Regions from separate parts of the Homo sapiens genome. Here region 1 is linked to region 2. Evidence: read pairs that join two places in POLR2A ChIA-PET (ENCODE). Cell type or tissue: PC-3. All regions are shown on one strand. Each heading gives the region's core, and the rest is flanking DNA. Links, peaks and the distances in the headings are about the cores only.

Region 1 (16,607 bases), core at 4,120-12,119, 110 kb after region 2:
CATCCCTTCCCGTTCCTGGCACCACTCTCACCCACTTTGGAGAGCCAGCATAGAGCAGCACGCTGTGTCTCAGGGACCAGGCTATCCATCAGATACCCTACTCTGAAAGTGTCCTTAATTTGATTTTTAAAATATATATAAATATATAGTGTGTGTGTATACACACACACACACACACACACACCATAAAATTTACCATAAATTTACCATTTTAACCTTTTTTTTTTTTTTTTTGAAACGGAGTCTTGCTCTGTCGCCAGGCTGGAGTGCAGTGGCATGATCTCAGCTCACTGCAGCCTCCGCCTCCTGGGTTCAAGCAATTCTCCTGCCTCGGCCTCCCGAGTAGCTGGGACTACAGGCGCATGCCGCCACGCCCAGGGAATTTTTGTATTTTTAGTAGAGATGGGGTTTCACCATGTTGGCCAGGATGGTCTCGATCTCTTGACCTCGTGATCTGCCCGCCTCAGCCTCCCAAAGTGCTGGGGCGTGAGCCACCACACCTGGCCCAGTTTAACCATTTTTAAGTGTACAATTCAGTGGCATTATGTACATTTCCAGTGTAGTGCAATCATCTCCACTATCCATTTCCAGAACTTTTTCATCATCCCGAACAGAAGCTCTGCATTCATTAGACAATAACACTCCATTCTCTCCTCCCAGCCCCTGGTAACCTCTATTGTACACTGTGTCTCTATGAAGTTTCTTATTTTAGGGACCACATGGAATCATACAATATTTGTCCTTTTATGTCTGGCCCATAATTTAATTTTTAATAACAGTGTTTCAAATATACTGTTCTTTTCCAAAGTATTTGTTATCAATACTTTATTATGTCAGTAATTATCAATAAGTTCTCATTCTAATTTCAGAAACTGGGTTGTATTGGAATATGGGCATAGAGAAGATACAGATTTTTTTTTCTTCTTAATAACTGAAGAGAATAACATTTATCAAACAAACGATCGAACTCTTTCTGAGACATAGTTTCATGTGCCTCTTTGGAGTTGATTTCCCCTCACTTTATTTTAACTCCTATTTGGCCCGAATTCTTCTCAGAATTTCTGCAAGCAGGCTCATAGTCCTGCGTTCTTCTCTTCTCTTTTTTTTTTTTTTTTTTTTTGGCAGGGTCTCACTCTTGTCTCCCAGGCTGGAGTGCAGTGGTGCAATCTCAGCTCACTGCAGCCTCGACCTCCGGGCCTCAAGTGATCTTCCTGCCTCAGCCTCCCAAGTAGCTGAGATTACATGTGTGCACGACAACACCTGGCTAATTTTTGTATTTTTTGTAGAGACGAGGTTTCATCATGTTGCCCAGGCTTGTCTTAAACTCCTGGGCTCAAGCAGTCTACCCGTCTTGGCCTCTCAAAGTGCTGGAATTACAGGCGTGAGCCACCGCAGCTGGCCAGGCTTACATTTCTGTAGTGCCTGTTAGGAAGAGTTCAGAATTTTTTAGACACAGGCATAGCTCAGAGATATTGTGTCTTTTTTTTTTTTTTTTGAGTTGGGAGTCTTGCTTTGTTGCCAGGCTGGAGTGCAGTGGCACGATCTCTGCTCACTGCAAGCTCCGCCTCCTGGGTTCAAGCCTCCCAAGTAGCTGGGACTATAGGTGCCTGCCACCATGCCCAGCTAATTTTTGTATTTTTAGTAGAGATGGGGTTTCACCATATTGGTGAGGCTGGTCTCGAACTCCTGACCCCAGGTGATCCACCCACCTCAGCCTCCCAAAGTGCTGGGATTACAGGCATGAGCCACTGTGCCTGGACACTCAGAGATATTTTGGGTTCACTTATAGACCACAGCAGTAAAGCAAGTATTGCAATACAGCAAATCACACAAATTTTTTGGTTTTCCAGTGCATATAAGTTATGTTTACACCATACTATAGTCTATTAATTATCCAATAACATTTTGTCTAAACAAAAGTACATACCTTAATTTTAAAATGCTTTATTGCTAAAAACTGTTAACGATCATCTTCATTGAACCATAATCGTTTTGTTGGTAAAGGGTCTTTACGTTGATGGCTGCTGACTGATTTAGGGAGGTGGTTGCTGAAAGCTGGGGTGGCGGTGGCAATTTCTTAAAATTAGACAACAATGACGTTTGCCACATTTATTGACTCTTCCTTTCATGAAAGATTTCTCTGTAGTATGCACCATTGTTTGAGAGCATTTTACCCATAGTAGAACTTTCAAAGTTAGAGTCAGTCCTCTCAAACCTGTCACTGCATCAATTAAGTTTATGTAATATTTCAAATCCTTTGTTGTCATTTTAACAGTGTTCACAGTATCTTCATCAGGAGTAGATTACATCTCATGAAACCACTGGTTTTTTTGTTTGTTTGTTTGTTTGTTTTGAGACGGAGTCTCGTTCTGTCACCCAGGCTGGAGTGCAGTGGCGCGATCTCGGCTCACTGCAACCTCCACCTCCCAGGTTCAAACAATTCTCCTGCCTCAGCCTCCTGAGTAGCTGGGACTACAGGTGCGCACCACCACGCTGGGCTAATTTTTTGTATTTTTAGTAGAGATGGGTTTCACAATGTTAGCTGTGTTAGCCAGGATGGCCTCTATCTCCGGACCTTGTGATTCCCCTGCCTCGGCCTCCCAAAGTGCTGAGATTACAAGCGTGAGCCACTGTGCCCGGCCATGAAACCACTTTCTTTGCTCCTCCATAGAGGCAACTCCTCATCTGCTGAAGTTTGATCATGAGATTGCAGCAATCAATTCAGTCACATTTTCAGGCTCCATTTCTAATTCTGGTTCTCTTGCTGTTTCCACCTCATCTGCAGTTCCTTCCTCCACCGAAGTCTTGAAACCCTCAAGTCATCCATGGGGGTTGGAATCAACTTCTTCCAAACTGATGTTCATGTTGATATTTTGACCTCTTCCCATGAATCAAATGTTCTTAATGACATCTACAATGGTGAATCCTTTCCAGGAGGTTTTCAATTTACTTTTCCCAGATCCATCAGAGGAATTACTTTCTGTGGCAATGATAGCCTTACAGAATGTATTTCTTAAATAAGAAGACTTGAAAATAAAAATTACTCCTTGATCCATGGGTTGCAGAATGGGTGTTGTGTTAGCAGGCGTGAAAACGACATGAATCTCCTTGTATATTTCCATCAGAGCTCTTAGATGAGTGACGAAGTGCATTGTCAATAAGCAGTAATATTTTGAAAGGAATCTTTTTCTGAGCAATTAAGTCTCAACAGTGGGCTTAAAGTATTTAGTAACCCAATGTGCTTTCATCCAGGCTTTGTTGTTCCATTTCTATAGCACTGGCAGAGTAGATTCAGCATAATTATTAGGGCTCTAGGATTTTTGGAATGGTAAATGAGCATTGGCTTCAACTAAAGTCACTAGCTGCATTTGCCCGTAACAAGAGAGTCAGCCTCTCCTTTGAAGCTTTGTAGTCAAGCATTGACTTCTCCTCTCTAGCTATGAAAGTCTTAAATGGCATTTTCTTCCAATAGAAGGCTGCTTTGCCTACGTTGAAAAATCTGTAGTCACCTTCATCAATGATCTTAGTTAAATTTTCTGGATAACCTGCTGCAGCTTCTACATCAGCATTTGGAGAAGATTTCTTTCCTTAAATCTCACGAACCAACTTCTGCTAGCTTCAAACTTTTCTTCTCCAAGTTCCTCACCTCTCTCAGCCTTCATAGAAGTGAAGAGAGTTAGGGCCTTGATCTGGATTAGGCTTTGGCTTAAGGGAATGTATGGCTGGTTTGCTTTTCTATTCAGACCACTCTAACTTTGTCCATATCAGCAACAAGGCTGTTTCACTTTCTTACCATTGATGAGTTCACTGGAGTAGCACTTTTAATTTTCTTCAAGAACTTTTCCTTAGCATTCACAGCTTGGCTAACCCTTCAGTCACAAGAAGCCTGGCTTTTGACATATGTCAGCTTTCAACATGCCTTCCTCGCTAAGCTTAATCATTTCTAGTTTTCTTATTTAAATTGAGAGGTATGTGACTCACTCTTCCTTTCACTTGAATGCTTAGCGGCTATTTTAGGGTTATTAATTGGCCTAATTTCAATATTCTTTTTTTTTTTTCTTTTTTGAGACAGAGTCTCGCTCTGTCACCCAGGCTTGAGTGCAGTGGCACGATCTCTGCTTACTGCAAGCTCCGCCTCCCGGGTTCACGCCATTCTCCTGCCTCAGCCTCCCGAATAGCTGAGACTACAGGCACCCGCCACTACGTCCGGCTAACTTTTTGTATTTTTAGTAGAGATTGAGTTTCACCATGTTAGCCAGGATGGTCTTGATCTCCTGAACTCGTGATCTGCCCACCTTGGCCTCCCAAAGTGCTGGGATTACAGGCGTGAGCCCCCGTGCCTGGCCAACTTCAATATTCTTGTGTCTGAGGAAACAAGGAGGCCCGAGAGGAGGGAGAGAGAACAGCCAGTCTTTGTAGCAGTCAGAACACACATGACATTTACTGATTAAGTTCATTACCTTATATGGGGTGTGTGGTTCATGGTGAACAAAACAATTATAATAGTAACGTCAAAGAGCACTGATCTCAGATCACCATAACAGATATAACAGCGCAAAAGTTTGAAATACTGTATTACCGAAATGTGGCAGAGGCTCAACATGAGCACATGCTGTTGGAGAGGTGATGCTGGTGGAGTTGCTTGACACGGGGTTGCCACAGAACTTCAATTTGAAAAAAAAATGCAGTATCTGCAAAGGACAACAAAGTGAAATGCAATAAAATGAGATGCGCCTGTTGCATCTTTCAACTGATGTGTCCTTTCTTTTCATTAAAAAAAAATAACGTTCTGTCCATCTGCCTCTGTCCAACAACAGGCAGTCACATGTGATGCCTACTGTTGGAGAATTGGTGAATCATAGGCCTCCACTTCTGGTGCTATTACTCAGAGAAGAAGTATTTCTTTCTGCATAGAAGGAAACATTGTAATTTTACTGCAGCAATGAAATTGTAGTAGAGGTGAACATAATTCTTCTATTTACATCTTTAATGAGCCACAATTAAAAGTAGTGAGTTGGCATGTCAGAGTGAATGTGTTATTTTCAGATTTCTGTTAGAACAATGGCTGCTGCTGGTTGAAGCTGCACTTCCCTGGCCCCTTGGAGCTCCAAAAGCCTTAAGAAAGAAACCCAGGGGCCGGGCGCAATGGCTCAGGCCTGTAATCCCAGCACCTTGGGAAGCTGAGGCAGGCGAATCACCTGAGGTTGGGAGTTCAAGAACCAGCCTGACCAACATGGAGAAACCCCATCTCTACTAAAAATACAAAATTAGCCGGGTGTGGTGGGGCATGCCTGTAATCCCAGCTACTTAGGCGGCTGAGGCAGGAGAATCGCTTGAACCTAGGAGGTGGAGGTTGCGGTGAGCCTGTGTCTGGAGTTGGTTCCTTCCGATAGGTTTGTGGTCTTGCTGACTTCAAGAATGGAGCCACGGACCTTCACAGTGAGTGTTACAGCTCTTAAAGATGGTAGGGACCCAAAGAGCGAGCAGTAGCAAGATTTATTGTGAGGAGCGAAAGAACAAACCTTCCACAGCGTGGAAGGGGACCCGAGCGGGTTGTCTCTGCTGGCTGGCGTGGCCAGCTTTTATTCCCTTATTTGTCCCTGCCCATGTCCTGCTGATTGGTCCATTCTACAGAGCACTGATTGGTCCATTTTACAGAGTGCTGATTGGTCCATTTTACAAACCTCAAGCTAGCTACAGAGCGCTGATTGGTGTGTTTTTACAGAGCACTCATTGGTGCATTTTACAATCCCCTTGTAAGACAGAAAAGTTCTCCAAGTCCCCACTCGACCCAAGAAGTCCAGCTGGCTTCACCTCTCAATACCACTTCTGCATTTAATTATAGCCACCGACTAGCTGCACTATGATATTAATCTGGGCTACTTGCTTAGGAACCTGCAGATGGGTTTCCATAAGCTAGACATTGCTGCCTGATAAATGACTGTGGGATACAGGTTTTCCTGATGAGGTAGTAAAGCCACATATTGGAATTCATTTAACAGCTCGACAACATAATTTGTAAACATTTCTATTTAGTCACGTGTACTCAGCAAAAATGTATACTAAAGTGTTTACCATATACTTGGCATTGAAGGGAATTATAATGAAATATGTTGATCTTGGTCATTTATAGGTGTTCCCACCACTGTGATGTGTGCATGCATTGTGGGCCAGGAGGTTTTATCTGGAAGCTAGTGACACTTCAGCGTCAAGGCGTCTCGCTCCTGCAGGCCCTTTGTAAGACCCTGTACCTAATTTTATGTTGATAATTTTGTGCAGTTTTTTTTTTTTTTTTTTTTTTTGAGGCAGCGTCTAGCTCTGTCATCCAGGCTGGATTGCAGTGTTGTGATCTTGGCTCACTGCAGCCTCAACCTCCCAGGCTCAAGTGATCCTCCCACCTGAGCCTTCTGAGTAGCTGTGAGCAGATACATATGCCACCATGCTCAGCTAATTTTTGTATTTTTTTGTAGAGATGGGGGTCTCACTATGTTGCCCAGTTTTGTCTTGAACTCCTGGGCTCAAGCGATCCTCCACTTCAGCCTCCCAAAGTTCTGGGATTACAGGCGTGAGTGACCATGGCTGGCCTTTGAGATCTTTTCTTAAAGACCCTAACACCCCATACACACTCCTCTACCCCTTGACTAGTTTTATAAACTGCAGACCTCACAGACTGGATCCACCCCTGATTATGAATATGTTTAAACTGTGCATATGTATGCATTAATTAAAACATATTTATTTCTCTTTCATACTAGTATGTGAAATTCCAAAAAATCTGCTAGCCCACAAATTAGGAAAATTAAAGGGCTATGCCTACCTCTGCCAGCTGTTTCCAAGGAAATTTATATCTTGGACATTTGGCAGATAATAATATCATGTTTGACTGATAGTGATCATGTCCTAAATTTCCCAAACTGATGAGTCACAATCGTGATTCACATATTTCTGGGAATCGCCCCCCAACAACTTGCGATTTGCCTGGCGTAGCTGTAGTATATCAGAGTTTTTTAGGTGTTTAGCAGAACTGAACTATATAGCTTCTTGTCCCATGCCAATTCAAGAAAATTAATTTAATAGCTATTTTATGAAACATTTTTTCCTAACTCGACATGGATATTTTAAGGTGATTTTCCCTGCTAAGAATTCACTTGTTATAGGTGACTCTAATTGGAGAAACAGCTGTTGACTTCTAGTGTGCTCAATTAGTTTCTTTCTTCCTTTTTCTTTTTTTATTTTATTTTATTTATTTTTTATTATACTTTAAGTTCTAGGGTACATGTGCACAATGTGCAGGTTTGTTACATATGTATACATGTATCATGTTGGTGTGCTGCACCCATTAACTCATCATTTACATTAGGTATATCTCCTAAAGCTTTCCCTCCCCCCTCCCCCCACTCCATGACAGGCCCCGGTGTGCGATGTTCCCCTTCCTGTGACCAAGTGTTCTCATTGTTCAATTCCCACCTATGAGTGAGAACATGCGGTGTTTGGTTTTTTGTCCTTGCGATAATTTGCTGAGAATGATGGTTTCCAGCTTCATCCATGTCCCAACAAAGGACATGAACTCATCCTTTTTTATGGCTACATAGTATTCCATGGTGTATATGTGCCACATTTTCTTAATCCAGTCTATCATTGATGGACATTTGGGTTGGTTCCAAGTCTTTGCTATTGTGAATAGTGCCGCAATAAACATACGTGCGCATGTGCCTTTATAGCAGCATGATTTATAATCCTTTGGGTATATCCCCAGTAATGGGATGGCTGGGTCAAATGGTATTTCTAGTTCTAGATCCTTGAGGAATCGCCACACTGTCTTCCACAATGGTTGAACTAGTTTGCAGGCCCACCAACAGTGTAAAAGTGTTCCTATTTCTCCACTTTCTTCCTTTTTCAAAGAGTTCCTTTATTATTCCCAGGCCGTCGTTAGGTGTAAAAGCTAATTTAGTTTAGATTATTTTTTAAAGTGCACCTGGCATTCAAGCTATGACATTTCCTGTTGAAACAGCACTGCTATGACCTGGGAAGAAAAGATCCCAAGAAAATATAACTGAGGAATCAAATATTTGTCTGTATAAAAGGTTTCATATTAATTCATGATACCATTTATTAGTCACTTACCTTTTATGTTAGTAGCCATAAGGAGGTGTGATGGCATAGACTATTCAGGGCGAATGACAGTTGTCATGGGCAGAAGGTGCCCATGCATCAGGCAGAGCAGGGTGACCACAAAGTGGGGAGTGGCCAAATATACTTTGTCCTACTCAAGACATGAGGGCCTGTCCCAGTGGCTTGCTTGAGAACAAAGCTCATCCTGATGACTCAGCAGCCACAGTGAAGGGCTGCCTGGGGGCTGGGGGAGAAACAAGTAGGCAGATGAGGTCCAGTTGGAAACTAAATTGCTTTGGGAGGAGGAGAGTGGTCACACAATGTAGGTTTCAGTTCCGGCTGCACTGCTAATTTTGTAACCTTGGGAAAGTTACCAACCTCTCTGGAATCTCAGTTTCCTCCCCTATGAAGAAGAAAGCAGTAGCCCAGATCATCCTTGGAGGTTCCTTCCCTTCAGCTGTGACATTTTGCATTTGAAAGAGTAAGAGAAGTCACAGGACCATGGGAAAGGAAAACAGAAATGATGTAAGGGAGGCAGGTCATGGGGAGGGTGGTCAGGAACACAGGTTGGAAGTGCCCGTGGTGTCAATTCAGGTGTTCGGTGATCTCCACGGGCGAGTGACTTTTATTGGGAGAACTGTGCACTGCCTGAGGTTAGGGTTGTGCTCTGGGGAAACCGGAACCTTGAAAACACCTTGTAGGGAGCCGCGTTTCCCTTGCACGGACTGTGCTGCCTGTGCTTCCCCAGCACAGTGGGCGTCGTCGCTTTGTGTTTGTGCTGGCTGCTGTGCGGGGTTGCCTGCCTCCCCAGCCCACACCTGCTCAGCCTTCCTCCACTCATGTTTTCAGGATGCTTTTGGATGCTTCTGGCTACAGTGGATTTTCCTTCTCCTTCTGAAGCCCTTTTGAAATTATTTCTCTGCAGATTCAGACATATTTATTTATCTGGTCAATGTCCTGCCTAAAGAATCAGATAACGACTGTGTTTTTGCCTGAACTCACACATATGAATGAGCTTTTGTAAGCGGCAGCAGCAGTGTAGGTTTAGTTGGAGCTGTCTGAGCCCTTGTCAGGTTGCTACTTAGTTGTTTAGTTAGCTCTCGTTGAACTTCTGTCACATCCTCAGTTTCTGGGCAGTGTGTAAGAAGAGCTCCTTCTCTCTAGACCAGTGGTCCCTAACCTTTTTGGCACCAGGGACTGGTTTCATGGAAGACAGTTTTTCCACAGACTAGGGTGGAGCGGGGGATGGTTTTGGGATGATTCAAATGCATTTATATTCATTGTGCACTTTATTTATATTATTATGTTGTAATATATAATGAAATAATTATGCAACTCACCATAATGTAGAATCAGTGAGATCCTTGAGCTTGTTTTCCTGCAACAAAACGGTCCCATCTAGGGGTGATGGGAGACAGTGACAGATCATCAGGCATTAGATTCTCATAAAGAGGGTGCAACCTACATCCCTCACATGTGCAGTTCACAATAGGGTTCACGCTCCTATGAGAATCTCATGCCGTTGCTGACCTGACAGGAGGCAGAGCTCAGGTGGTAATTTGAACAATGGGGAGTGGCTGTAAATACAGATGAAGCTTTGCTCATTCGCCTACTGCTCACCTCCTGTTGTGCAGGAGGTCTGTAGCCCAGGGGTTGGGAACCCCTGCTCTAGAGCTTAATAATCAACTGGTGGAGACCAGTGCAATTGTAAACAAAAGTGACAAAACGATAGTAATAATGCCAATGGTAATGAAAGCTACAGACATTTTCAGAGTGCTGTGTCTCCAAGTACTGAGCTGAGCACTCTGCACTCATGAAATATGTATCCTCCTCACACACACACACGCAAAATAAATGTTTAATGGAATATTGATCAGGAAAAAAACAACCAGTAAGCAAAGTATTAATACATGCTACAACATAGATGAACCTCAAAACATCATGTGAATTGAGAGACCACATACTTCAATTTCATTTATATGAAAGGTCCAGAATAGACAAATCCATAGAGACAGAAGTTAGTTTGGGGGTTGCAGAGGCCGGAGGTGGGAGAGGAATGCAGAGTGACTGCTAATGTACACAGGGTTTCTTTTTTGGAGAAGAAAATCTAAAATTAGATTGTGATGTTGGTTTTACAAAACAGTGACTATACTAAAAAACATTTGAGTTATACACTTGAGTTATATGTAAATTAAATCTTAATAAAGCTGTTTTTTTAAAAATAAATGTTTAATTCTCAGAAACAACCCTATGAGGTAGGGAGTATTATCCTCCTACAGATGAGAAAACCGAGGCCCAGAAAAGAGGAGAACCTGCTCAAGATTACATATAAGGCATATGTAGGATTAACTTTTTCATTACAGAGAAATCCATGGTAGTGCTTGCTAAGTAAATGCTAAATCTATTGATTGCATGGATGCCAGAACTAGATGGGGTTAGTTTAGATGGATTAAGGGAGGAAGTGGTTTAAACTGTGTTTTCTAAGAAGAAAGAGTAGTGATTGTATAAAGAAGACAAAAGGGCATTTCAAGCTGGAGATAATTGCTTGTGAGAGTTAAACATCAAGAAACCAGACATCTAATAGGTTTGTTCAACTGGAGTGAAGAATAGCCTTTCATATGACAGGTAGGTAATCAGAAGCAAGTGAATTTAGAGTTATATTGTTAGCTGTAGTGCGGGCTTGCTGTAATTAGTAGCAGGCCGACACCTTGTAACATCTCTCTGGAGTGTAAAGACATATTTCTAACAGAAATGTGTTAGTCTGCAAAGCAAATAAGGTGCAAGCGTAAATGTCCTTTTTCCTTGGACTGTCTTTACCGAATGACATGAGCTTCACACCCTTGCCTTGAGCTGTCACTATCATTGCTTCACTTTCTATTAATTAGCTCGGAGCCTTGGTTCTATAGTCAACTTGAAACTGCTCTGGACATATTTGCTCTAATCCTCCTGGACAACCTGTGAGATGTGCCTTTTCCTACACTTCTGCCTTGCCCTGGCAGCCACATGACACACTCTCGCAAGGCAGGAACCTCAGGGAGGGGAGGTGGCGGTGTCTGTTGGCAAGTACTCAGCTCCCTTTGAGGCTGCAGATAGTAGGCATTGGTTAAGAGTTTAAACTTGGGCAAGAACTGGAAGCAAATTGGGAGGACCTGGAATTGTGGGTGCTTGGGGAAAAACATTACAATGAGGACTCATATGGGTCGTGTGGTCATGTTTGTTTCAAGGGCTTTCCCTTCCAAAACTGGAAAAGAAAACTGATAAAACAAACATTGGGTGGCATTTTTTTCTAGGCTTGTCAATGGGTGACTTGTTTGCCGAATTAATTAAATAATTAATTAATTACCTTGTTTATAATCTTCCTTGTTTTGAAAAGATTTATGGCAGTGCCTTAAATCTGTAAATCTACCCAACAAGAGAATCTTATGAAGTAAACAAGTTAACAGGTGAAACATGCCTCCTTTTAAATGTTTCTTTATAACAAAATGACCATATATCAATAACAGACTGTAACAATGCGTAGCAAATGTATTTATGTTTCTCATCTATTTTCCACTTTCAAAAATGTGCTTTTCCCTTAAACTCCAAATTGTCTTAACAATTTCACATTTTCATTTCTTTCTTTTCTTTTTTTTTTTTTTGAGGCGGAGTTTTGCTCTTGTTGCCCAGGCTAGAGAGCAATGACGTGATCTTGGCTCACTGCAACCTCCACCTCCCAGGTTCAAGCGATTCTCCTGTCTCAGCCTCCCAAGTAGCTGGGATTACAGGCGCATGCCACCACACCCGGCTAATTTTTTTGTGTTATTAGTAGCGACGAGGTCTCGAACTCCAGACCTCAGGTGATCCATTCACCTCTGCCTCCTAAAGTGCTGGGACTACAGATGTGAGCCTGGCCCAATTTCACATTTTCTAGGTTCTGTAGAGGTTCATGTTTGTGGCATGGTAATTCTTGTTTTTTGCATTTTTTTTTTCTTAACCCCCCTCCTGGCTTTTGGAGCACTATAAACTTAGCACTGGTGGGGCCACATCTTGACAGCGAGACCCTTACAGCCCCCAACCCCGCATCCCAGTGGGGCTTCATGATCTGGCCCTGCTGTGCTGGTGGCATGGCCCCCTCGGGGCTTAAGTGATTCTGGGTCATTGACAAGAATCTTGCCTGTGTGAATTCAAATCAAAACTTTGGAGAGCAAAGATTCAGTGTTTTCCTTCTGCCTAACAATCTCATGGAAAGCACAGTGGTACCTAGCATTTAGCTCATGTGTTCATTTAGCAGGCTCTAAGTCATCTTGTCACATGTCATCCTCATGTCAGCTCTGTGTGGTGTTGTCGACCCACGAGCAAACGTTGCAAGGTCCCCTTTAGGGTGACAAGGCTGATTCAGGATGTGTCTCACTGCCCCAGGAAGGATGCCTCTAACATGCGGAACATGGTGCCAGTGGCTGAGGGGATTAGTTGGGGAAGAAGAGTGAATAGGGAAAGGAGGTTGTTACATGATCCACCCCTCACTGGCCAGAGAGGAAAAGGAAGGCATCTCATTAAGAGCATTAGCTGTAGCCTCTCATTTAAACCTCCTCACTACCCCATGAAGTAAGCATTATTGCTTTTGTTTTACAGGTGGTGTGAGACAAAAGTGAAGGAATGAGACTAATTAATAATAAGAATCCATGCCCCACCATAGCTACGATGCAGTGGAGCATGGATTCTAAACCAGCTCTAACATCACATGCCCTATTTTCGAGCACTAGTGGCTTATTTCTGAGCTCTTCTCTTCCTCTTTCCTGTTGATGCTTGAGTTTTAGTTATATCATGGCAAATTGAAAAATTCTTCAAAAAACATACAGAGGAAATAAAGTGGTGGGATCTGAAACAAAACTCTTATTGATTAGCCATTCTAATGAAGATTTGTGGCTGAGATGGGAGTTTTGCAATCACCTTGGGATTTCAGAACCCTGCTTTTAATAATTAGAACTAAAGAAGGGAGAGTCCTATAGAAGTGTGGGTCATAAAACCAAGGATGTGAATGAGGAGTGGCAAGACAGGTATCCTGGAGACTTTATTTCAGTGAGACTTCTGGGGCAGAGTTGGGACTGATGGGGGACAAGTCAGCTTTGGAATGATACAGAATTTTTGGCTGTGACACCTGTGTGATTTTAGTGCTTTGCACCATATCAAGAGCTGAGCAGAGTGTGGCACCAATATTCAAGGGACTCAAGGGGCAAATATAGGTGTCAGTGAGTGAAAGCAGATAGCGAGATTTGCAATGCAGTGTCCAGGAGTGTCCATCTTTCTAGACCCATTTCTACTTATAAGATCACTGCATACCCTGTGAAACATTATATTCATGAAGCCACAGAGTTTGAGCCACTGTGTTTACGCTGCAAGTGGAAGGAGAGTGGGCATGGAGTCAGAAAGACTCAAGTTCAAATCCAGCCTCCATAATTTATCGTCTTTAAGACCCTGGGAAAGTTGACCTAAGCCTCTGTTTTCTCAGCTTTAAAACATGAATAATAATCCTGCCTCACAGGACTGCTGCACATACGGCAGTCAGCGCAGTGCCAGGCACACACGAGTGTCTTATTAGTTATTATTATTATCAACAAAGAGCATAGGTGATCCTTCTTATCATGATTATAAAAACTGTGGCTTACCAATGAAAGGGTCCTTCATAAGCCAACAAAGAGACATCCCTGAAATTTTCACTATAGCAGAAATGCAAATTATTACTGGGTACATTTCTGGCAGACACATGAGCCATTTACATAATGAAACCTCTCTAATATTATTTCTATTAATAGCAATACTTCTGAGTATCAATCTGACCATTTTGTATTTAGAATCATTCTCTCTGTGAACAGATTCCTTTTATTGCCATGTCGTCTTAATATCTTCTGACAAGTATCATTATCTCTTTGCTGCATATTCTAATGTTTATGATTGCATGAGTTTTAAAGTGTTCATTTACTACCTGAGAACCTCCATTTTAATAATGCATTGCTTTAATGTTGGTGTTTGGGAGGTAAGGTTGTTGCTTATTTTCTCAGATGCCGATTCACAGTTGAGCAGATGATGACTTGCAGGAGGCTCTCTTGACCTGTCATGCTCTGATATCATCAATGCATTGGAGTGGTCACTTCTGTTAGCTTTTCCTCCATGAATCCCCTGTTGATCAGCCCACTAAGTGACTCAGCATATGTCTGTGCACACCTTTGGACCACATTATCATCCACTCACTTAGGCCCTTGAATTTTTTTATGGGTATGTGGGCTATATTGCTAAGTGATAAGGCTGGTTCTGTAAATGGACCTCGCAACTTCAGCATAACAACGGTATGGCTAGTGTCCTCCTCTAGGAGGGACTCCCCTTGAGGGCAGATACAGGTTTTTCCTGTTTGCCTCAAGAGAGTCATACAATGCAGAAGTGCCCAAGTGAATGTTGGGTGAATCAGTGAGTGTAAGAGGGCACCCAAGGGAATGCCCACAGTTGGAAGGAAGTTGCCTGAGAGGAGGAGTCCTCAGACCCATTCTAGCTTTGTGATTCTGCCCGTACAGACATGATTTATATGACAGGAAAAACATGGCAGGCCCTTGGGAAGCATTTTCATCTTAACCTTTATAATATCTAATAAATGGGCAAGATGTTAAAAAAAATTGCCCTTTCCAGAAGAAGGTTATACAGACTCTAAGAAGGCAACATTAAGAAATTTTTGAATTTTTTTTTTTTTGAGATGGAGTTTTGCTTTTGTTGCCCAGGCTGGAGTGCAGTGGTGTGATCTCGGCTCACTGCAACCTCTGCCTCCTGGGTTCAAGCGATTCTCCTGCCTCAGCCTCCCAAGTAGCTGGGATTACAGGCGCACACCACCACGTCCAGCTAGTTTTTTGTATTTTTAGTAGAGACAGGGTTTCATCATGTTGGCCAGGATGGTCTCGAACTCCTGACCTCAGGGGATCCACCCACTTCAGCCTCCCAAAGTGCAGGGATTACAGGCATGAGCCACCTTGCCTGGCCGAAATATATATATTTTTAAAAAGGTTATTTTCATCCCAGCACTTTGAAAGGCCAAGGTGGGCAGATCACAAAGTCAGGAGTTAGAGACCAGCCTTGCAAACATGGTGAAACCCCATCTCTACTAAAAAATACAAAAACAATTAGCTGGGCTGGTGGCGAGTGCCTGTAATCCCAGCTACGCGGGAGGCTGAGGCAGGAGAATTGCTTGAACCTGGGAGGCGAAGGTTGCAGTGAGCCGAGATTGCACCACTATGCTCCAGCCTGGGTGACAGAGCATGACTCTGCCTCAGGGGGAGGCGGGGAGAAGGTTACTTTCAACCCCATGAAAAAGTGAGCAAAGGACATGAACAGACACTTTTCAAAAGAAGACATATGGCCAATAAGAATATGAAAAGCAGCTCAATATCGCTGGTCATTAGAGCAACGCAAATCAAAAGCACAATGAGATACTATCTCATACCAGTCAGAATGGCTGTTGTTAAAAAGTCAAAAAATAACCAGTTGGATGCTGATGAGGTTGCGGAGAAAGGGAACACTTATACACTGTTGGTGAGTGTACAAATTAGTTCAGCCATTGTGGAAGGCAGTGTGGCAATTCTGCAAAGAGCTAAAAGCAGAACTACCATTCGACCCAGCAATCCCATTACTGGGTATCTACCCAGAGGAATATAAATCATTCTACCATAAATTTAGACACATGCACGCAAATGTTCATTGCAGCACTATTCACAGTAGCAAAGACACAGAATCAACCTAAATGCCCATCAATGACAGATTGGACAAAAAAAATGTGGTACATATTACCATGGAATACTATGCAGCCATAAAAAAGGAATGAGATCATGTCTTTTGCAGGAGTATGGAAGGAGCTGGAGGCCATTATCCTTAGCAAACTATCACAGGAACAAAAAACTAAATACTGCATGTTCTCACTTACAAGTGGGAGCTAAATGATGAGAACTCATGGACACAAAGAAGGGAACAGCAGACACTGGGTCCTACTTGAGGGTAGAGGGTGGAGGAGGAAGAGGAGCAGAAAAAACAATTATTGGGTACTAGGCTTAGTATCTGGGTGACGAAACCATCTGTACAACAAACCCCCATGGCATGAGTTTATCTATTTAATAAACCTGCACATGTACCCCTGAACCTAAAATAAAAGCTTAAGAAATAGGTTATTTTAAAGACTATCCTAATGCATTTGTTTGTGTGTGAAATATGGTTTTGCTAATTAGTATTCTTTATTGCCAGTAAAAGTAACTCACTAGAGGGAGCTTCTAAGAAACGGGGATTTTGATGAGGGCACGTGGATATCCCATGGATTTTAGGGACGGGCACGGCTGGGCCTTGGGGAAACAAAACAAAACAAACAAATAAACCAAAAATCAAAACCAAAAATTCACATTGAATTTGGAGTTTGGGTCATATTGTATGAACAGGACTGCTTCCACCTGCATTAATAGGCAAATTCCAGAATACTGGGTGCTGAATGA
Region 2 (16,607 bases), core at 3,008-11,007:
CTTCAGCAAACTAGGAGGAGGTTGTAACTTGGACTCTATAAAACCTTATCTGCCAGGTGATATGTAAACAGGATTGTGTGCACACACATTGTCATATAGGCAAACACTCTCCCAACTGGTGAGCTCATAAAAAGCACTGTCTGTAAATTTATGGTACCTGCACCTCATTTGAGAATCAAGTATTTTGATGCTTAATTTGAGATGACATCATGATCCTCCCTCCCTGCTTCCTCATCCTTAAAGAAGTACTAAGATTAAATAGAATTTTGTCAACTTCTACTTAACTTGGCCATTATTTATATTTGTAACTCAACAGGCTTCTTGGTGGAGGGACTGTGCCTTCTAAAGATCTGAAAGACCTTATAGTGTATAACAGCTTACCTTCCTTCTCTGTACGCACAGATCACATGTGGGGAAACCAAGGACTACAAGAATTCCTTCTTTTGCATATCAGTCCTCGGCAGGCAATCAATGCTTAAATAAATGCTTGGTGAATGGATTAGTTAGAAGTAAGAACATTTTGGCTACTGTTCATTACTTTGAAAAGTGCTGGAAAGAAGTGGAAGTTATTTTCCTTTCCAGCTGGGCTGTGCTCTTAAAAATAGTGAGTGTGTATGGATGAAAATAATCATGAGTACCGAGATGTGTTGCCATGTACCCAAGGATAATTGGCTCACTTACCTGTTTACGGATTATTCACATTGGAGATCATATTCATAGCTCCAGAATAGTTTCTTTCTGACATCCAATATAAACCTGGGCCTCCTTCTTCCTACTGTTACCTGGCGTGAGCTTAGGAAACCCAAACTAAGTTTAAAATCAGCCTAAGCAAATGTGCAGATCAGCTCCAGTAATCAAAGACTGAAAATCAGTCCAGCATTCACTAGTTTGGGGATGATTTTATAGTAACCCTGCTACTGATTTTAAAAAAATTTTTTTTTCTGTTTAATGTGGATAATTGGTAATTACCGGTATTTAAGAATATAATTTTAATGGATAGGGCTAAAAAAATACGTTAGCAGATCGAGTCCTCAACTTCTTCCGTTTCTATGCATAGGTTTTACCTCACAAAAACTACTACAAGCACCAAGCTCCCTGATGGAAAGGTATATGGAAGATTCATTCATTCTTTCTTTCATTCATCCATTCACACATTCACTCATTCATCATACAATGGAAAATTTTTACTTAACCATGTGCAAGGAATTGTGGCAAAATGAAAATGAGATGTACATTCAGTATTTAAATAAAGTTTAGTGGAAAGTTTAGTGAATATAAATGCACACTTTACACTTTTTTTCTGCATTTTTTCCTTTCTTCTATTCCATTGGACTGGTATGCTAATAGCTGTGCACTTTCATCATTGTGTTTCAAGTTGCATGTTGATAGATAATATATGCCACATTAAAATTAGGCTTTGGCTCAATTACTATTCAATCCATGCCCATTTTCACCTGATACTCCTTGTAGTTACCAGCATGTGTTTATCAGATGATTGGCTAGAATCATTGGAGAAAAGAATGACAGCGGCTGGCTCAAATGGGGAGACCATCCTCTTAATTTGATGGAAGGGATGACCTTTTTGTATGTTGGCCTCCCTCTGAGCCTTGTTGAGTAAAACCAGACCTGCCTTTTGAGCTGGCTGGGATCTGTGTAATTCTCATACAACAGAATGCCGAATGTGATGTTCTTAAAATTTGTATTTCGGTGCATAGACACTTAAGGTGGACTTATTTTTTAAAGCAGTCTATTCTGTTTTTCATTTTGGATTTCCTCTCCTGCACTCCCTCGACCATTGCAGGAGCATCGTGCATCAAGTCACCAGGGTGGTCCATTCAAGCTGCAGATTTGTTTGTCATCCTTGTACAGCAATCTCCTCCTCCACTGCCACTACAGGGAAGTGCATCACATGTCAGGTGAGAGTTTTGCGATGCTCTCTGTTTTCCATCTGAGGATAAAGTCCTGACCTGGAAAATTGCCTCCTAGCCATGCTCCCTTACTTTGTTGGCTGTTGAATATCATTTTCTTTGCAAACTCTGTTTGGGCATAGTGTGGGAAGTTGAGAAATTGCCAAGATTGTTTTTTAAAACTTCGATTAAAGTATCTATCTATTTGGTTTAATCTATATGTTCATGAAGACTTTCATTTGACTTTGCGATGATTGATAATTGCCAATTGGGGCTTGAACCTCATCATTTTAATTGTCAGTTTTCCTTAATACAATTAAGAATGCTATGCTACCAGATATCTTAAGTCACAGTTTTTGCATTTTAGATTACTGTTGTAGTATAATATGTGCGTAGCAAAACAGAGACCTATTTGTTTAGGGGAACCAGTATTTGTTGAATCTTGAATTTCTTTGTGTCTGTTTGGATTTTACAACTTCCTGATTTTCCCACGTACAGTAAGTTTTTCTGGCCTGGAGAGTCATGCAGACATAGGGTGTATGCAATGGTGATGACTCATGGTTCTCTATTGAAGAAAGGGCCAGAGGATATTGCCTCAAATTAAATCAGGAAGGAAAAAGAGGTTTGCTAGAACTTGGGGCAGTAAGGGCTTGGGAACACAAGGGTTTGAGTGTATGTAACCAAGGGAGATTGTGAAATAGAAAATAGGGGATCAATTTCTATTTGCCTTGGAAATGGACCTGCTTGAAACTGTGAAGACAGACTAGATTAGAGGTTCCCAAGCCTGGCTAGGCAACAGAATCACCTGGAGAGCTTAAAAAAATAGAATTTGGAGCTCCACCCTAGACTTGATGAATCAGAATGTTTCCTGCTGGAATCATTGATCTGTCTAGGCACTGATGCTCCACAGGTTTGGGAACCCCTGGGTCGGCCGGTCTTCCAGCAACTCTTCCTAAGTTATGTTCTGTAGACTTAGTTGGTGAGAAGCTCATTCTACTTTTAGCAAATCTCCCATTTGAAAATTTGAATTTTCAAAACTCATTTTTCAAGAGGTAGATGGATATTTGCTTTATAACAGGTTCATTTAAACAATAATTGACCAGATTTCTTTGAAGAAAGAGCTGCCTCTTTACCGTAAGAGCCAATTTTTAAGTTACATATAAATTCTCTGGCATCTTAGATAAGAGCATGGAGCTCCGTAATCAACCCATCTGGACTTAAGATCTGGAGCTGCCACTATGACCTTGAGTAGTCCTATGTCCTTTCAATGCCTCAGTTTATTCATGTATAAGATGGAGGTAATATTAGAACTTTCTTATAGGGCTGCTGTGAGGATGGACTGGAGTAAAATAGTAGATATACTGTGGGTAGAATAGTACCTGGTGTATGGTTTGTATCTTTTAACAGATGCTATCAAGTAACTTATCCCTCAACAGGTTGATTGTTATGGTCATGTTTTATGATGGTTGCTCCTGAACCATACATGACTAGAAATATGTAAATATACCTGGACCTTGGTCTTTGGACCCACCCTGTAGACATCTACGGCTCTGCAAAGCCAAGGAGCCTTTTATTTGTTTTTGCTGAATTTTAAATTCTGAATTTATCACAACTCTCTGACTGATGGGATGCATGTGTGGTTTTTTTTTTTTTAGATTGTTGTAAAATGAACTGATGAATTGCATGCATAAATGTGGTTATTTGTGGTCTGAGTAAAAATAAACAAAAACCTGAGTGACTGAAGTATTATGCCTCAGGAAAAACAGCCAAAAAAGTCCCAGTGGGGGACAAGGTGGAGGAGGGAAGAGTCATCACAGACACGATACTCTTGTAAAATATGGAACTGGATTCCTTACATTTTATTGGCTGTGGATTAGAGAGGTGTTCTTTAAGTGGAAATGTAACCTAAAGTTACATGCAAAGGTAAGCCTCTTAAGATCTACAAGTGTCAGCTGAATGAAAAAGGTAGGGTGGGCCAGGCACAGTGGCTCATGCCTTTAATCCCAGCACTTTGGGAGGCTGAGGTGGGTGAATCACTTGAGGTCAGGAGTTTGAGACCAGCCTGGCCAACATGATGAAATCCTGTCTCTACTAAAAATATAAAAATTAGCCAGGCATTGTGGCAGGTTCCTGTAATCCCAGCTACTTGGGACACTGAGGCAGGAGAATCGCTTGAATCCTGGAGGCAGAGGTTGCAGTGAGCCCAGGTCTCGCCACTGCACTCCAGCCTGGGCGACAGAGTGAGACTCCATCTCAAAAAAAAAAAAAAAAAAGAGAGGAAAGAAAAGAAAAAGGTAGAGTGTCTTACTGCTACTTTATCTCTTAGGGATGATACTCATTTTAACGGTTATGTGCTAGGCTGAAAATCCTCACATTTAGATCTTTGGGGAAATAGTTTAATTGCAAATGGGTTGAGTACACGTGCATTTTTTTTAACCTGTGGTGTTGAAAGGGAGTCATTTGTGATAACAGAAATATCTCAAGAATTTTATTGTGAAAAAACAGGCAGCAAAAAGTCATATCTCTTGGTCAATATGGGCAGCTTATTGAGAAGAGACCTAGGTTTTTATAATATGTTAGGCAAGTTTAAGTGTCTTATGAATACTAAAATACTGACGAAGTAGCGCAAAGTCACCTTGAATTTTAAGCGCTGACATTTTCTATGATTGCATTTAAAGAAAGCTTATAAGCATTATCTAAACATTTTGCATCAATAATGGCCTCATTACAGTCCTCACGATTGACGGCTCAACGTAGGCAGAAAAATAGTATCATTCATGTTGTACTCTTTTATATTCATTCAGTTTTTTTCTTAAACCTACATTATAGTTCTTTCTGGTTCTAGTTATTTTATAAATATGATACAGCTATAGCAAGTTATGACCTAACTTGTTCACAGTCACTATTTATGTAAAGAAATGATTCATTCATTTATTCATTGTGAATTTTTTTAAAACTACTGCATGGTGCTGTGGGAATGGAAGTGAATAAGAGCTACCGGAAGGCAGTTATTTTCTTCCTGGTCAGGCAGGGGAAAGAAGAAACTCTCTGAAATAATGAATACGAATAGAATGGGGTTCTAACAGTGTTCTAACAGTGAAGGAATTCAGAAGAGTGACGCTGAGTAGGAGTGATCAGGAAAGACTTTGAGGAGGAGGGATCACTTGAGTTGAGCTCTGCTGACTAGATTGCATTTCTGTGGGAAGAGATGGATGGAGCATGAGGAAGGCCATGTGTGTGTCTGGGACATAACAAGCCAATGCACGGTATGTAACTGACCAGGACATTTTGACTGAAGCCTAGGTGCTGGTGGACATCTGAATTTCTGGATTCGAGCAGACAGTAGAGAGTATGGGAATAAAACTGCCGAGAGGTCAAGTCTGAAGATAAATTTGGAGGAGTCCTTGGCATAAAAGTGATCTTTGAAATTGGGTTCTTGGGCCTGGCAAAAAGTTTGACACCCAGGAGGGGGATGACTGAATTCAGGGATGACGTCAGCTGGTGTAGAATGTGTAGAGAGAAGGTAAGAGGCAGCGGAGAGTAGCTTCAACATTGATGTGGCATGGCCTTCGTCTGCCTTCTTTTCATGATCTGGGGTGAAGGAGGCTGGGTGGCTGGAGGAGTTGGGTGATGTATGCGTGGGCCATAAGGACTCTTCTGCAGCTCAGGCACCTTGGAAACTCAGTGCTGAACTACAGTTCAATGAAATCTTGTCAAAACCTCTCTTCCTTTAAGACCTTTAAAAAAATAGGAACTTGAGCTAATTTTAGCTAAATCTAATGTGTGTGTGTATAAAAATGAATGCTGCGTTTGAAATTCAGCGTATGCGGTATCTCGTTAAACAAATGATCCTTCTATTTTCCTCTAAACAGTTTTATTAAGATTTTCAGTGAAGCCCTGTACGTTTTAACAACAATTCCAGCATTTCTTTGATCTTTTCTACCGTTGATTTATTCATCTCACATGATATGCGTAAATCACAATGTGCCATCTACTTGACTCTGTAGCAATTGTTCATTTGTGGCAATTCATTTACTGTACTTTGATAAACCACATTAATTTGGGTGTGTTTTGTAACTTTAGAGGATTCCCTGGAGGCTTTCTGCAGACTCTTTAAAATGTGAGATGTGTGTGTTTTTGTGCGTGCGTGTATACTGTATATACCTAGCTACTAGACACAGCTCTTTGAACAATTTGGCTTCCCATTTATACTTTATAGAAAATAAAGAGATATAGAATTGGTGAATCTTGGGTCTGGGGAGAAAGTTAGTCTAAGACTTCCTGATGTAAAGTGAAAGAGAAGGCTGGAGATGATGTTACGATGATGTTAGTGAGCAGTCTGATTTAATGTAATGAGAGAAAATTTGAGGATTAAGTTGTGGTTTTTTTTTTTGGTGCTGAGTTAGTTAGGATGGGCTCTCTGTGTAGCCCAAAAGGGCTCAGAATAAAAGCAGTGACTTATTTAACTTTCATCAAAGACAAGAAGGTTAAGACAGGAACAAGAGGGATGGAGCAAACAACTCCAGGGGCAGATCGTTCTTGTCTGCAATTATTTAATGAGCATCTAATGTATGAGACGCATTATGCCAACAAGGCCCTCTAGGGAATATGGAGATGATCAATAGTTCACATTTACTATTCTGCATATTAACTTATTGAATCCTCATTACAGTCCTTTGAGGTAGGCATCATTATTTTCTCCATTGCACAGGCGAGGAAACTGTGGCACAGAGAGGGTGAATAATTTCCCCAAGGTTTCCCAGCTGTTAAGTGATAGAATCGTGCTTGGATCCCAGTCTACACTCTCAGCCCTGTTCCTTAAGCCCTGTCCTTAAGAAGCTTACAGTCGAGTGCATAAGGCAAGGCATGGCTTGGAGTAATATTTAAAGAGCCATGACACAGGTAACACAGTCTAGGAAGTCAGGATCAAGGAAGGGTCCTTCCTTGGAGCCTTCTCTTTTGATGCCTGCCTGTCTGTTCAGTCACATATGAGCTTTCTGACACAGGCTGTCCCATGCAGGCTTTGTGGTGTTTTCTCCCTTTCTTTCACTCTTACTCATATCTCCTTGAGATTCCTATGCACTTTCAATAATTATTAATTGAAGAAAATGATGACAGTGGCAATTTGCTTATCCGTTTCAGGGGATTGGCTTAAGTTGGATCCAAATGTTATTCAGCATCAAGAGTCTCAGCGAGATGATGAACTTTTGACTCTTAAAAGAACTTCACTGGGTCATTGCTCAGCTTGCAAGATTTGGCAGATATGAACTATTTGTCTCTCCAGTGTGATAGGTGGTGGTGTGGCGCTGAACGCAAGCTCTAAGAATAAAACGTGCAGCAAAAGGAGGTCACGCTTTAGTCAGGGTGGCCATAAGGAAGCTTAGAACTCACATCCCCTCTGCCCCTGCCTCGCCCAGTCTCATTTTCTCTCCTTCACTAGAACAGTGAATGAATCTGAGCTCATTCATGTCAAGATGATAGAGAAGAAAGATCACTTTCTCTTAGCTGGCTTAGGGAAGGCCAGATTGTCTTTCTTACACTGAGTGAAAAATTACTGAGGACTTTTGTTTTTTTTTTTTTTGGTCTTCAAGGCAACATCTCTTGCTTTTACAGACCCACGGAAATCGAGAAGAGGATGCAAGATTTACTATTCGTGCCCTAGCCTGGCAGCTTCAGCCTACATCACAGCTGTAATCATATGTGATGCATTTTTATTTACAGATTAGTAGGCTCTGACTCTGACATATGACTAACCGGGAAGCTCCTCCCTGTAACAGTTGTATGTCGTCTGCTTCAGAGAACTAATTGCTTGGCAATTCCCCTTTGGTAATTCCCTCTTTATTTTCTGATGAGTTACTTAACAGCGATGGGCTTGTTGAGCAGAGCGTGGAGTTTAATGTGTGCTCCAGAAACTCCACTGTAGGCCTGGGGGATATGTTTTTCGAGTTCTGTTTAGCTTTACTGAAGGAACAGTGAAACCATTATATGGCCTGTTAATATTTCACTCAATACCAGATTAAACACCGAGCAGCGTGCAGTTTTCCAAAAGAAATCAAAACCAGGCTTCTTTTTAAAATGTGCCCCTGTGCATTAGAAAATTATTAAAAAGGAATTTAATATGTATAGAATGTTTAATGATCTTTTGAAAATATGGTTTCAAATGGAGTAGTCTTCCAGGACCCTACAGAGTGAGTATGGTGTGCTGTTGGACTGGTAGTTTGGAGGCTCAGTTTCTGTTGCCTGCCCTGCAACAGGATGACTTGTGCTACTCACTGTACCTTGCTGGGTCTCAGTTTTCCTGTCTCCAAAACACAAGGAGGTTGAAAGAAATGATCTCTCGGGACTCTTCTATCTCTGACATTGTACAGTTCCATGAATAGATTTTATTGTAATTCTTGCTCCCGGCTCCCCCAAGACCTTTGCTTCTGTCAAACATCATTTGCTGTTGTTTGACTTTGTTAGATTTTGTATTTAATTAGAATTTATATTTTAGCTATTATTATGTCATTATTTATAGAGTAAGTCATAAGCGGTGCCTAAATTCATTTATCACCCCATCTATATTAGTTTCATACCTGAATACTTCCTCCGCTCCTTTTTACTGTTCTTGCTACCATGTCCCAAACAACATCCATTTCTGGAGGTGGAATGCAGTATAACTGGAAAGAATCTTTCAGCTGATTGTGGGATTATTTTTTGCAAGAGGAGTGCAGAAGCTCTGCTTTTCTAAGCAGTAATATCAAGGGCCATATTCTGCTTTTAATTTGCAAGTAGAAATCGTTTTGATGTCATTTGGTTTTACCTGCAGGTGCAGGTTTTAGTCTCTAGGTAATTCCTTTTCTCTTCTGCGTCAACTTTCCCAATTAGTGTGTGCAGCATTGCCTTGTCTTTTTGGTTAATTCATAAGCAGTTCATACAGATGCCTCTTGATTCATTGCAATTATTAATAGTTTCTTTAGGCAGCTAGTGCAAATAGAAAAGGTGACATTTGAGAGGGTTTGTTGTTTTAATTTATTTGTTTCATAGACAGAGAGGGAGGGTGAAAATGAAGGCTTTAAAGTCAGGGAGATTGAGGCTTGAATCCTTCTGGCTCTGGCTCCTGGCTTTGTGGTCCAGGTCACATTCCTTAAATCTGTGATCCTCAATTTCCTCATCTGTTGAATGGGGATGATAATATCACCTAACTCACAGAATCACTGGAAAGATTAAATGTGCACTCACTCTCTAGATGTTGCTTATGGTAGTATCTCAATAACTAATAAAAACAGACACACACACACACACACACACACACACACACACACACACGGAAGGCATAGCATTTAAGAGCTGAATAAAAAAAGCAAGAACAAAGGAAAGTGCTGCATTTGAGGTATAGTCAGGGTAGGAGGAGCTTCTCAGAGCAGCCAGTTTTAGTAGGCAGAGTTTGAATCTCAAAAGGACCTTTGAAATTTGGGAAGGACTAAGCACCCTCCACTAACCTGTCAGTGACGTTTTCTGCAGGTAGCTCTTGGGAAGGACTAAGCACCCTCCACTAACCTGGCAGTGACGTTTTCCGCAGGTAGCTCTGCTCTACAGAAAAGAGTGTTTACTACACATGACTGATAAAAATACCATGTTTTTAAACATGTATTGCCCAAACCTTACAATAATAAAGGAAAGCCAATAAAAGCAAAAGTTCCCTTTGATTCCACCATTCCAGTCCATAAATCAAGTTCATTTTTATGTGTTGTTTTTTAGTTCTTGATGATGTAACTTATATCTTTTTTTCAGTTTTGTGTTTCCCATTTAGCATAAACATTCTTAGTAACTTCAGCTATACAGTTCTCATTTGCAAGGATCACATAACATTCTATCAGGTTGTTTTATCTTAATTTTTAAGTTTCCTATCATTTTTGGACATTCGAGTTGTTTCTAATTGTTTACTGTTGTAAAGCCGCAGCGAATGTCTTTGCACACAAGTATTTACCGAGGACACACTCACATCAGAAGGCTCAATACTAAGTTAGAGGGAGCTTGCTCTGAATTGCTTTCTAAAAGGCTGTACCAATTTACATTGTTACTAATGATATAAGAATGTCTCTAGCTTCAATCTTAATAATTGTGGGACTTACTATTTTTTGGCTAATTTAATAGGCTCTTTGGTTTTAAAGTTTTCATTCCTTTGATCCCTCTCAGAGATGGAACATTTCCATCTGTGTTTATTTACTAATTGTTCTTTTTACAATTAGCAAATGGAAGTCTTGATGTTTTCTAATCTATGTATATGAGCTCTTTATATGTTCTAGATATTAATCCATTTAAAAAGTCCTATTTGCTACAGCTACTTCCCTAGTCCAGTGTCCTTTCATTTCAGTGATGATGCTTTTTGTTGTACAACGGTTCAAGTTTTTATATGATCAGCCTCTCTTTTCTTCTACTTGTACCCAGGGCCAACCTGGCAGGAATAAATGAGATTACCGCAGCTCAAATTCTGCACCAGGCTGGCGAGTGGTCCACTGGATGGCTTTGCTGGGAATAGCTCTTTCTTTCTTCTGCTCACTTTTCCCCTTGGGAACTGTTTCCTGTTGAAGTCCCAGTCTTTCTATTTCCAAGGGCCCCTTTCCCCTTCTCCCACCTGCCCCTCACTCCTTGATTCTCACCCACCCTGTGCCGGTTTCCTGGCTGTGGCATCCTCTCTGCCCAGTTCTCAACCCTCCGTTGCTGACCTGTGTGTTTCTCAGGGAGCCCTGTCCTGGGAGCAGTGGGTAGAAACATGTCTGGCAGCCTCCCTGACTAGGGCCTAGAGAGATCAGTCAGGAATCTCAGGCCTGGCCAAAGTCTAACCATTATCCAAGTCTCTGGGGTCGGGGTCTTTACAACTTCTGTCTTACATTTCTGCTACGTAGCAGGCTGCCCTGCTAAGGAATGGGCTCCTTGGCGCTGGTTTTCATCCATGTAGGAACCAGAGAGGCACGATGCTACCCTGATTCCTTTCCTGTTGTAGCTCTTCTCCGGGGATAGCTCTTCCAGTGGAAGGTTGGGAACAACTTCCTAGGGATTGAATTTTTTGAGGAAGGCTGGTCTCAAAGTGTGAGTTTTAGCTGAGTGGCTCTGCTGAGCTGGGGTGGTTTGGCATATGATATACCTCCTAAATGGCCTGTCTAGATGTATTGTTGTTCTGGTCCAACATGTTTTTCCTCTTTGAAGCCAAAATGAACATTTGTTAGTATTTGAAATCTGCTGACATCTCTGTTTTTCTTAACTCCCTCCCTGGGTTCTCATGGTCCTCAGGATAAAGTCTAGAATCCTTAGCCTGGCTCCATAGGTTTTGAGGACCTTCCTTATCTCTCCAGCCTCATCACTCACATGTTGCCCTGTATTCGTCCCACGTCGGTCCCATCGCACTTCCTCCTTCAAGTGCCATACTCTGTTTTTTGCTCCAGCCTTTAGACATGTTGTTCTTCCTCCTTAGAACCCAGCTCCTCTCTCTGCACTGTCTGGCTACCTTTCCCTCATTCTTGAAATCTCAGCTTAGAGTCTCTTCCTCACGAAGCCCTTGGACTAGGGACTATGTTATTTGCTACCTTTTCTGGGTTCCCATAGCACCCCATTCTTCCCCTTGTATAATACTTCACAACCCCTTTCCTGGCCCAGCGATAGGAGGGACTGCCCTCTTTCCAGTATGTGGCATCTAGTGAATGGGCAATACATACGGGCATTCCCCCTGTGATGCTTATGTTACAAATTGGATGTGATTCCATCTATTAATATGGACTGTGATGTATATAATTGTGGTGTGTATAATTGTGGTCAGGAACCAGCATGGGGTCCTGTGAACCACAGTGGTGGAAAAAGCTATGGCACCTGTTTGTTCCACTGGCTTTGTGCTTTGTCCATCACACAGTGAGTGAAAAGGTGACAAAAATGTGTAAGAAGCCTGTGCTAAGGAGAAAGAAAGGTCCAATGATGAATTTTCTGGAAAGAAAGCTGTACGTAATAGAGTGCTGAATTCGCTCAATCATATTTAAGTTTTATAGTACTGCACTTATAACCACACAAAACACTATTATTATTGAAATTCAATACAGGAAAAATGCTTTTGTTTTTGAACGTCTAAGACTGTCTTCCTCCTCATTGAAAAAATTCCTACTGAATTTCGATTATATGAAGATTTTTAGAAATGCAGCTATTGCATCGAATGAATAAATGAATTTGAGGTTCACGTTCTTAACATCTGTTTTCTGACTTTGATCAGTCTCCTTTAAGTGCTCTCGTGGTCATACTCTGCAACTCAGGTGAAAGTTTCTAGTGAGATAGTTATCCCAAGGAGATACTTTTATCTGGAAGAGAGTAGTTCTGAAGTTCTAAGTGAGGTTGGTTGGTTAGATTTAGGTTAAGGTACCACATGGAAAGGAGAACTGCTTAAAGGGGTAGGGTGACCATGAAACCTTCTTCTGCAAACCCTGCTCGTCAAGTATGAAACCGGTGGGGTAGGAGGTCCATCTAATCTTATCTGTGCCCTTTTGAGTTGGCCGGCCGGGTGACCATCCATCTCCTCTGGGTTGTAAATGACTTCATCTCGAAGTTGCACTGTTGGTGGTAGGTGAGGACGCCTTCTCCAGGTGGAGGGAGTGCATTTGTGGTTGATGGTGTGAGCGACCATATGTTGGACCATATGTCAGAACCTGTTAAGAGATTCTGACAGGTATGGAAATGCCTCCCATTGGAAACTGAAGCCCTGGGTCCTTTGACCGCTGCAGCACCCCCAGAGGAGAGTACCCTAAGGCCCTTTTAACCTTGCCCTGCCCTGGCAGGTTCCAAGGGGAGGCAGAAATGACTCTGGATGAATTTTGTTTTGATTATTCTTCCCCTTTTCCAGGCTCTGTGTCCAGTTCACCTCTGGAGCTGCCTGGGTCACTGCAACCCAGACTAGAGAGAAGTATGACCCCAAGTTGTGGCTTTTATTGGGAGACAGCCTTCATCTAAGGAAGTGGGAAAGAATGTGTTCCCCAGCTGCTGCCTTTCTGGTGTCTGATCTGATACTTTTCAAAAGATAGCAGTTTTGTTTGGTTTGATTTGGATTTTTTTTTTCTTTTGTAAGTGGTCATAGACCCATAAGACAAGTTTATTATTGTATTGACAGAAGAAAAAAATGCCATGGTTATTTATTTAAAAATCTCTTTCCATACAACTTTGCTTTCTATTGAGTTTGAAGGAAATATGGTGATGGCATCTAAGCCCAAATTTCGGTGTTTTATTTTGGCTTTCCTGTTCTGTTTAAGCCTCTGTAACCCCTTGAACCTTTCTCTACTCTTCAGAAGGAACAAGTTATATTTTTTTTCCATCTCAACATCGTCCAAATGAACCGTACTATTTTAACAATCTGTGTAAACAGATATAAAAGGAGGAAGACTACTTTCTTTAATTTTCCTCCCAGCGAGCTGCAAAGCTGTTTCAGTCATCCTAGTGATTAGCAGAATGTGAGTAATAAACAACATTAAAATGAAGAAACGTCTTTCTGAGTAGGACCTTGAAATGTGGGTCTCACCAGTAGTATATGAGCCTTCCTCAGACTAAACTCCATGACACAGTTCATATCATCTTTAAGTCCTGGAGGGAGGGTTTTTTAATATGTGTAAATGACCAAACACAGCTGTTGGCTGTCCTGCTGTACAGAGAACATTCGGTGACCTGAAATCGCAAAGTTTCTGTCTCTGAAGGGTGCACTTAATTTAACTTTTTGCCCTGAAGTCTCAAGAAATGAGACTTCCTTTAAAAAAAGTGTTCTTAAAACTTTCTCATTTTAAATGTCCAGGGTCTTCAAAGAGTATACTGGGAGGAAAGTCCTGTGTTTCCTGTTTCTCTTGTAGGACTAGTCAAAAGTACCCTTTCTCTTGATGGTATTCTGCAGTCTGAGCCTCTGATTTAGTAACTACAGCCTTTAAAACCACAGTTATCCAGACCATGTGCAGTGGTTAATGTGTCATGAGTCTGCCTCAGCTGATAATAGCACATCACAGAATTCAGAGTGCCTTAGATAAATTGTTTCAGTGGATAGTCATAATGACTGCTTGAGTAGAAAAGTACCCTCATTTTCTAGGGGAGAAAACAGAACCTACGAGGTTGACTGATTTACTAGATTCCAGTGGTTAGAAATACATGTAGCCTGTGCTGTAAACCTGATTTTCTGACTTGTAGTTCAGCTCTCTTCTCCATCTCCTTGTACAGCCAAGATACCCCAGAAATTATTTGCGTTTCCGAAGTTGTAGGATGAAAAGACATGTCTTTGCTTAACTGAGTTAGCCCCCTAGAACAATATTGAGATGGAGCTGGAATGGTGAAGAAATGCAAGAGTCCAATCCCTTGGGTATGTGCAATTCCCAGTTACCCCTTGAAACAGTGCTTCATTATAAATTTAGATGTTAGAGGCTGGGCATGGTGGCTCATGCCTCGAATCCCAGTGCTTTGGGAGGCCAAGGCGGTGGGATCGCCTGAGGCTAGGAGTTCAAGACCAGCCTGGGCCACAGAGTGAGACCCTGTCTCTAAAAAAAATAAATAAATAAATAAAAAATTATATGTTAGATGTTTTTATAGTGCCGGAGCCTAAACTTGATGGATAAACAGAGAATGATTTTCATTTTGCAGCCACTGCACCTTTAAAGTTGAGCTTTTTGAGGTGTATTTCCTTTAATGCACCCATGACAGCAAGGTTGAAAACATCAGGAAATCAAATTGATCTCATATATGGAATCTTGAAATTTAATGTCATCTGCTCTGAGAAGTCCTTGTGGATGGGAAGATTGTACAATCAGATCATTTCTCTGTGTAGGTATCTGCTGTCTTTCTACTAGATGTTACAGAAGAGATTAGAAGAAGCTCTTCCAGCCACCTGTGAATCAGCTTTATTCTGCTAGGCAAGAAGGAGCTGGTGCTGGACATTTGTATCTGCAAAAACCATGAGTTACTTCCCCAATAATTAAGTATCTACTGTTACAACATCTAGTGGCTAATCTTTTAGTAAAATACACTGTCCATCTCTTGGTGCCAGAAGCAATAACTATTATGAAGCCTTTTCTTTCTTTGCAGAAGTAGTTTGCTGGTGACCATATTGTTAGTTGCAGAAATACTCAGAATCTGATTCACATTTAGACTTGACAGAAGCCAGATTTTATATCTGGAAACCTCATTAGTGAAACTGCAAACAAGACAAAGGCCATCTATCTCTCTCTTAGGTGCCCTCCTCAATCTCTTTACAGCTTTTCCCCCAGGAGTCAAGGAGATACAGCCTGGCAGGGACTTTTGCTTGGTGATGGAGTAGCTAAGAATGTTTCTCTCTAACAGGTCACAGAACAGAAAGTGCTGGTGGACATCTCTTCTTGCCCCAAGATCTTCGTTGGAAGTCCCCGGGACTTGGTGTCTTTGCCGTTCAAAGTGTTTATGAACTCGCCAGGAGGCATAATGTGTCACCATTTTATTCTGGGCCACCCTAAAGGATGACACCCAGCTTCAGAGACCTCCTCTTGGACGACATCCCTGAGAATCAATGTTTTAGCTGTCCCATAGTCTGACGTCTGTTTCCGACCGCTTTTGAGCTGGCGCAGGCTTAGTCATTAATGGCCAGGACGATGTTAAATGTTCTGCCTGATTGGCTTGCAGCTACACACCTTTTGTCATTTGCAGAGCAGCAACTCCCTCTTGAGCTCTTGGGGAGTCTTTACACAAATACACTAGAAAAAAGGCACCCATCCATTTTTTTTCCATCTTGGCATTAGCTCACAGGCATAGTCCTGGGATGACCTGGAGTAGAGGCAGTGGAGGATAAATTCATCTTGCACAGACTTGTTTGTGCTAGTTCTAGCCTGTCTCTCGCCACAGATCTAGCTTTTAAATACTCAAGTGATTGGTTTTGTGTAGGAATGTGTGGATTGTTGGATTGGAAGAATTTTCTCCCTGGATTTCTAGTGTTTACATAAGCAGATACAAAAAAAATTTGATCACTGATTTAAATAGCAGGGCTTATTTTAAAAAGTTATGGGTGCTTCAAGGTGGTACAGAATAAAAATGTCAGGGTTTTTTTTTTTTTTTTTTTTAACAAGTCGTAACACAACCAAAATGTATATATTAATGTTTTGTCAGGAAAGGGTCAAAATGGAAAATTTGCAACAAAGACAAACTACAATAGAACAAGTGCAAACAGAAGCTGACAAATATATGCCCCTCGTTGGGAGTTCAGCCCATGGAATGTTATGTAGGACAAAAGGAATGGAAGAGATATTTCAGTAACATTTTGTTCTCTGTCAAAAACCTTCTGAAATATAAATCTGCTGTGTATTGGAGAATGGATACAGCAATTGATTCAAGTTGAATAGCTTTCATTTAACTAGAATATCCCACAGAAAGCAGTTCTTGTTCTGACAACCATATTTTTGCTTTCTTTCACTTAAAGAAAATTGAATTCATGTTTACATATCTTATAGGGTTGTTTTATGGACAAAGACACGGGTCAAACCCCATCACAGTGGCTAGTGTTACAACAAATAGAAACATTTCTAAATGAAATAACATTTCTAAGCCAGGGCCAGTGCCTGCAGTAATAATACTAGGTTGGTATTATGAAGCCATTTGCAACTATAAATAATTCAGTCATAGATGTGCTTTTTTTAAAATCCTGGTTTTTTAAAATTCTAGTCTTTTGCCAATACACACACCCATACACAT

Evidence for each region. ChIA-PET counts read pairs that join two places held together with the same protein. Peaks named below come from ENCODE experiments on the same cell type or tissue, not always from the same donor. Only the 100,000 strongest peaks of a DNase experiment are listed, where the experiment ranks them.
Region 1: POLR2A ChIA-PET joins it to region 2 with 11 read pairs; 9 of 35 experiments call an interaction of 5 or more read pairs at or near these places.

Annotation. Positions count from the first base shown.
Region 1 is chr6:16,628,141-16,644,747 of GRCh38, reverse strand. All of the region lies in intron 3 of ATXN1 (ataxin 1), which reads left to right. Among named protein-coding and RNA genes, the nearest start is that of ATXN1-AS1, 120 kb to the left of the region's middle. RefSeq lists an enhancer at 8,371-8,540. In PC-3, for the core only: no CTCF peak of the experiment used is centred there; DNase peaks (open chromatin) are centred at 4,867 and 8,287; H3K4me3 peaks cover 1,039 bases; H3K27ac peaks cover 3,690 bases.
Region 2 is chr6:16,738,542-16,755,148 of GRCh38, reverse strand. ATXN1 (ataxin 1) reads left to right here. Exons shown (of 8, transcript NM_001128164.2): 2 at 1,802-1,916. Among named protein-coding and RNA genes, the nearest start is that of ATXN1-AS1, 14 kb to the left of the region's middle. RefSeq lists a cis regulatory region at 7,899-7,912 and an enhancer at 7,834-7,978. In PC-3, for the core only: no CTCF peak of the experiment used is centred there; DNase peaks (open chromatin) are centred at 3,678, 4,908 and 7,638; H3K4me3 peaks cover 2,639 bases; H3K27ac peaks cover 5,328 bases.